Regions from separate parts of the Homo sapiens genome. Here region 1 is linked to region 2. The links are chromatin loops, found by intact Hi-C in ENCODE. Cell type or tissue: IMR-90. All regions are shown on one strand. Links, peaks and the distances in the headings refer to the core of each region. The heading gives the core; the rest is flanking DNA. Region 1 overlaps POMT2 (protein O-mannosyltransferase 2). Region 2 has its middle 9.5 kb from the start of ZDHHC22.

Region 1 (2,811 bases), core at 212-2,711, 160 kb after region 2:
CAGCCAAGTCATCCAGCAGAGCCTGGCCTTTTCTATTTGTAATTTTCTCCCTGTAGCTCAAAAGAAGGGTTACTTTCTAGTAGTCATCAATCCCCAGGTCATGAGCAGTCATTATTGACCTACTACATAAGGGGAAAACATGCTTTACCTAAGAATCTAAGGTTCTTTTTATATCTTACTTGGTGGGTCCAAGATAGGCAAAAGAATAGGTCTATTTCAGCATCTGCTAAACACCTTGACAGGCAGTGAGGACATTGGCATGGTGAGGTCGAAGACAGAAATAACTTCAAAGCAGGGTAATGAAACTGATTTGCAGAAAGAGAGATCCAGTCCCAGCTCCACCACTAATTAATGGCACAACCCGCCAAAATCACTTATTCTCTCTAGTCCTCTTATCTCATCTACAAAATGAAGACAATAATATTATCTGCCCTGCCCACCTCCCAGGGAGGCCTTAGGGCTCAACTCAGATAACACATGTGAAAGAATTCTGTAGATTATAAAGTACCATCCCTGCTGGGCCCTCCTTAAACTGTCCTGACATTTGTGGTTAGTTTTTAAATCTGTTTGGGAACATACTAACAAAAGGATTCCAGTTTTTTTGTTTTGTTTTGTTTTGTTTTGTTTTTGCTTGTTTTTTGAGACAGAGTTTCACTCTTGTTGCCCAGGCTGGAGTACATGGACACAATCTTGGCTCACTGCACTTTTCACCTCCCGGGTTCAAGCGATTCTCCTGCCTCAGCCTTCCAAGTAGCTAGGACTACAGGCGGCCGCCACCACACCTGGCTAATTTTTGTATTTTTAGTAGAGATGGGGTTTCACCATGTTGGCCAGGCTGGTCTCGAAACTCCAAACCTCAGGTGATCCACCTGCCTCAGCCCCCCAAAGTGCTGGGGTTATAGGTGTGAACCACCGCACCCAGCCTGGGCTCCAGATTTTTACTTCAAAAGTTTCCCAAGTAAAACCAGTTGTAACATTCATATTTCCTCCTGGCTTTTATTGCTTGTGTTAGGAGAGACAGTCCTCCGTGGCTCTCTTGTGCTCCTCCAGGCCTTGCAAGGTATGCCAAGAATGCTGTTTGCAGTAAACAACCTTGAGGGAAGTTAGTGTCTCCCTCTGAGACAGAGGGCTGTCTTGTTTATTGCTTGCCATAAAACAGCAGATTCCCTAAGCTTAATATTACTCAGCTGTGATGCAAGCTACTGCATGTGCAAGCATTCATCCAGTCCCTCAGCACCACGTGGGACTTAGGGGCAAAGGAAACTGATGCCAACATGCTGATGCACATCCCACTTGCTGTGCCATGAGAAATAAAGTCCTCTGTCTCTGACCCAAGACTTTGTCTTCTGTCAGCATGCAAAAAACAGTGACAGGCTAACTTATTAGCTAATAAGTAGGCTAAGATAAAATCACAGCCCCTGACAGTGTGGAGACAAGCATAGGATGAGGAGAGACATAGTCTTTGGTAAGAGAAAGAATGAGGGCCTCCATGGGCAGGCAATGGGGTAGTGAGAGTCCCCCACTGTCCCACTATTAGAGAGGCTGATGGAAAGAGGTAGGATTGAAACAAGCCACTGAATGTCACCCTGGTTACTGCCCTGTCCTCTGGGCAAAAGGAGGAAGAGGAGTGATCATGACAATGGCAGCAAGCCCAGCAGCCCCTGCCAAAAGGCAATATGGATATGGCTGCTCAATCAACAAGTCTCCAACGGTGCGGCAATAGGACCCTGCTATATAAGATAGAACTTTGAGTAAAATGAAACACTGAAAGATCCTTGGGGGAGCTGTGTACTCAAGCCAAAAGTAAATATAAATATGACTTGCTTTGTGGCTCGGAGCCACTCTCTCCCTTTATGTCCCAGGATCCCTCCCACTCTACCACAACCTCAGCTGCATTAAAGACTGAGATGATTAAAGGTTGGGCTGAGGTTTCCATGTCCCTAAAGGGGACTGAAGGTCATACACACCCATCCTAGTATGCTGGAGAGCCCCAGGGAGGAGAGGGGCAAACTCAGGGCTCTGCTGGATATGAGGTCCCACATCTCCACCCTACCATGTCTCATGGGGGGAAGGATGTACTACACACAGAGGTTACTGCAGACACTCAGGACTGCAGGGACAGCCATAGCAGTGCGCACAAGGACTAAAGGGAAAAGGGCCCCTAACCCTGAGGGAGCGACACTGGGGAGGTCGTGATGCAAGCCTAGTGAAGAGCTAAAGGAGCAGAAAAAGCTTCTCCCCACTCCCTGCAGCCAGCACCGCCACACTCTCCGACTGGGAAATGGCAAAATCTCTGGCTGGCTGTCACCATAGCCCCTGATGCAGGCCTTCTAGACGCATTAGTTCGAGGGGAAAAAGTGTCCAGATTAAACTGGTAATGTTTGAGCCACGCTCCCTGTAGGGAAGGGAAGTTAAAGTGACATTCCAGGCAGAGCTCTTTGGGCCTCTTCAATGTACTATTCCTGTGGCTTCCAGTGCTGAATGTATAGCTGATACTGATCCCATAAGTGTCGAAGAGGATTATCCTGGGCAAGGGCTGCTGTGTGTAGACAGGTGATCCTGTCCTCTCCTGGTGGTCCAGAAGAAAAAAATCTACATCCCTGGAAGGGAAAGGAAATAAATCACAGGCTTAAAAACTTCGTGGCGGCTGGGTGCAGTGGCTCATGCCTGTAATCCCAACCCTTTGGGAGGCCGAGGCGGGCGGATCACCTGAGGTCAGGAGTTTGAGACCAGCCTGGCCAACATGGTGAAACCCTGTCTCTACTAAAAATACAAAAAGGTAGCCAGGCGTGATAGGGGCGCCTGTAATCC
Region 2 (2,811 bases), core at 27-2,526:
AGTATTCAGATTTAGAAGGAAACACATAGCTAATACAAATTTTGAAAAATATGTCAGCTAGATACTTTTAAAAGATACTTTTTAAAGACTTGAAAACATTTTTAAATTTTTTTAGAGACAGGGTCTCACTCTGTCACCCCTAGGCTAAAGTACAGTGGCACTATCATAGCTCACTGAAGCCTAGAACTCCTGGGTTCAAGGAATCCTCCTGCCTCAGCCTCCCAAGTAGCTGGTATTACAGTCTTCAGTCACTACATCTGGCTTAAAGATACATTTTGAGGCAACAACAACAAAAAAATTAAAATAATAATATGAAGGAGAATAATATGGATTAGATTATATCAGAGTTCTAATCTGTGTAGAATTGTTTGGGATACTAATATTCATGGCACTAAACAAAATAACCTTTTAAAACTGTATTCCATTTTTAGTTACTTTATTCTATGTAAGCCATGAATCTTTTTTTAAGCCCTATTTGTAACTCTTTATATCTTATAAAGATAAAATAAAAACAGAATCTCAGCTTAACCAACCTCATAATTTCATAAATAGGGAAACCTCCAAAATCACATATATTAATAACAATATCTATGGTAAATTATATTTAACTCAGTATGGAATATAAAGAATATGAAAAAAAGAAAAACTATTATCGTTATTATTATTTGAGACGGAGTCTCTCTCTGCTGGAGGGCAGTGGCATGATCTCGGCTCACTGCAACCTTTGCCTCCCGGGTTCAAGCGATTTTCTTGCCCCAGCCTCCCAAGTAGCTGGGACTATAGGTGCCCACCACCACGCCCAGCTAATTTTTTGTATTTTTAGTAGAGATGGGGTTTCGCCATGTTGCCCAGGCTGGTCTTGAACTCCTGCCTTCAGGTGATCCACCCACCTCGGCCTCCCAGAGTGCCGGAATTACAGGCGTGAGCCACCGCGCCTGGCCAAGAAAAAATTATTAGAACAAGTGAGGCATCACACTCCTCTGCCATTCAGTCAAAAGTAAGCACCAATTTATTAACACAAACATTACATAATACATGATACAGGAGCAATCTCGCTACTGCTAGCACTAAGAAAATGTTGTTCTTGCACTATAACATTAAACTGTTAAATACTGACAGTGAAATGCACCAATAAGGAAACTGTCATCACAGAGAATCTCTGATAAAATTTTAGATGTACTCCTTTATCAAAGGCATTGGCTTGGGCTTCGGCTGAATACGGATTGTAACAATTGACCATCTGGTGTTCAGCCAAAATGTGTGTTGAGTGCATCTCTAACTTTAGATTATTTCCAATTTCTCACTATTATTAGCAACATTGCAATGAACGTCCTAACACAAACAACTCTATGGGACCCTGTGATTATTTCCTTGGCTGAATTCCAAGAAGTGGAATGGCTGGGTCAAAAGGATCCCTATTGCCAAACCATCCTCCAGAAAGTTTGTGCCAGCTTCCTTCCCACTTAAGGAGTGAGGGGCTTGTAACCTGCCTTCTCACCAGCTCCGGGACCTGCTTTTCCAATCCCCCACAGAGGCTGGGAGTTGGATGGTAGAGAATGGCATCCTTCAGCCAGCCCCAGACGCCCCCTGGAGCCCACGATTGCAATTGTAGCTATAATTTATTTTGTGTTTACCTCGTTTCTGGCATTGTGGTAGACCTTTTCTTCCTGCATTTCAATCCCCTCAATTATGGTTCAAAGTAAATATGGCTGGCTTCATCTTATAGATGAGAAAACTGAAACTCAAAGGGTTGGACGGCCCTGCTTTTAGCCCTAATGGAAATCTCCAGGGGCCTGTTCAAGCAACAGTCTGCAACCCTATTCCTGCAGGTAAATGAAACCTGCAAGGTCCAATCCCCACGACCCCAACTGTTCAGCCCCTCTTGGGATCAGGGATCCCTGCGCCCTCCCAGCCAGCACAGTTTCTAGCCAGGGCCTAAAGGTGGAAAAGAAGGTGACCACCCGGTGGGCTCAGCTCTGTGCTGTACATTGTCTCATGTAGGTCTCAAATGGCCAGGAGAGATACCTTTATCTTATATGAAAGGAGACAGTGGCTCAGGAAAATATCCAAGAGCTCGCAGCTAGGAAATGGCAGGAATGCAGATAAGGACCTGAACCAGAGGACACACTCAGGGCATGTTCATAGAGTGGATGGAAGGATGAATAGATTCTACAGGGCCCTAGATGGTGAAACTACAGGAGCTAGACTACCACAGACCCTCTGTGTAAACCAGGTACTCCCAGGTGGGAAAGAAGAGGGCAGGATTTGAGCCACCCTGGTGGCAAGGGTCCTCTCTTTTTTCATTCTTTCAGGCAAGAGAAGTTGCATCTAGGGCTGCCTTGTACAGTTGTTCAGGTTCTACACTTTACAATTCCAGGGACCTCATTTTCACACATGTATATTTGGATAATTATTATAATAATTTTCCAGTAGATGGCAGTAAAGTATCTTGAGTTAAGGACACCCCTTTTCTGTACAAATATACTGTTTGGGCTATTTGCAGTGCTGGGTGCATCTCTCTACCAGCCCTCCAAACTGCTGAGAGGTTGCCTGACACCCTTTCCCTCCCTTGTCTCACCCCTTCATCGATTGCCTCAGAGTCTCAGAGTTGGGCTGGGGAGTTCAGAGGAGAGTGGCATTAGCACCAGAAAGCCCCAGCTGCATCCTTTATTCCAACAAAGGTGATGTTTGTAATGGGAAATCCTGGGTTCAAGACCCAGCTCCTGCATTTTTTTTTTTTTGAGACAGTTTCACTCTTGTTGCCCAAGCTGGAGTGCAATGGTGCAATCTCGGCATTGCAACCTTCATCTC

The links. A loop is a pair of places that touch in the nucleus more often than their neighbours do. Peaks named below come from ENCODE experiments on the same cell type or tissue, not always from the same donor. Only the 100,000 strongest peaks of a DNase experiment are listed, where the experiment ranks them.
Region 1: a loop joins it to region 2, with 9 times the contacts of the local background. A loop is called at or near these places in 84 of 110 quality-filtered maps.

Annotation. Positions count from the first base shown.
Region 1 is chr14:77,313,085-77,315,895 of GRCh38, forward strand. The region is part of intron 1 of POMT2 (protein O-mannosyltransferase 2); the gene reads right to left. Among named protein-coding and RNA genes, the nearest start is that of POMT2, 6.4 kb to the right of the region's middle. In IMR-90, for the core only: no CTCF peak of the experiment used is centred there; a DNase peak (open chromatin) is centred at 1,167; H3K27ac peaks cover 708 bases.
Region 2 is chr14:77,149,927-77,152,737 of GRCh38, forward strand. No RefSeq gene overlaps it. Among named protein-coding and RNA genes, the nearest start is that of ZDHHC22, 9.5 kb to the left of the region's middle. In IMR-90, for the core only: CTCF peaks have their summits at 1,585 (motif pointing left) and 2,458 (motif pointing right); no DNase peak of the experiment used is centred there; H3K27me3 peaks cover 185 bases.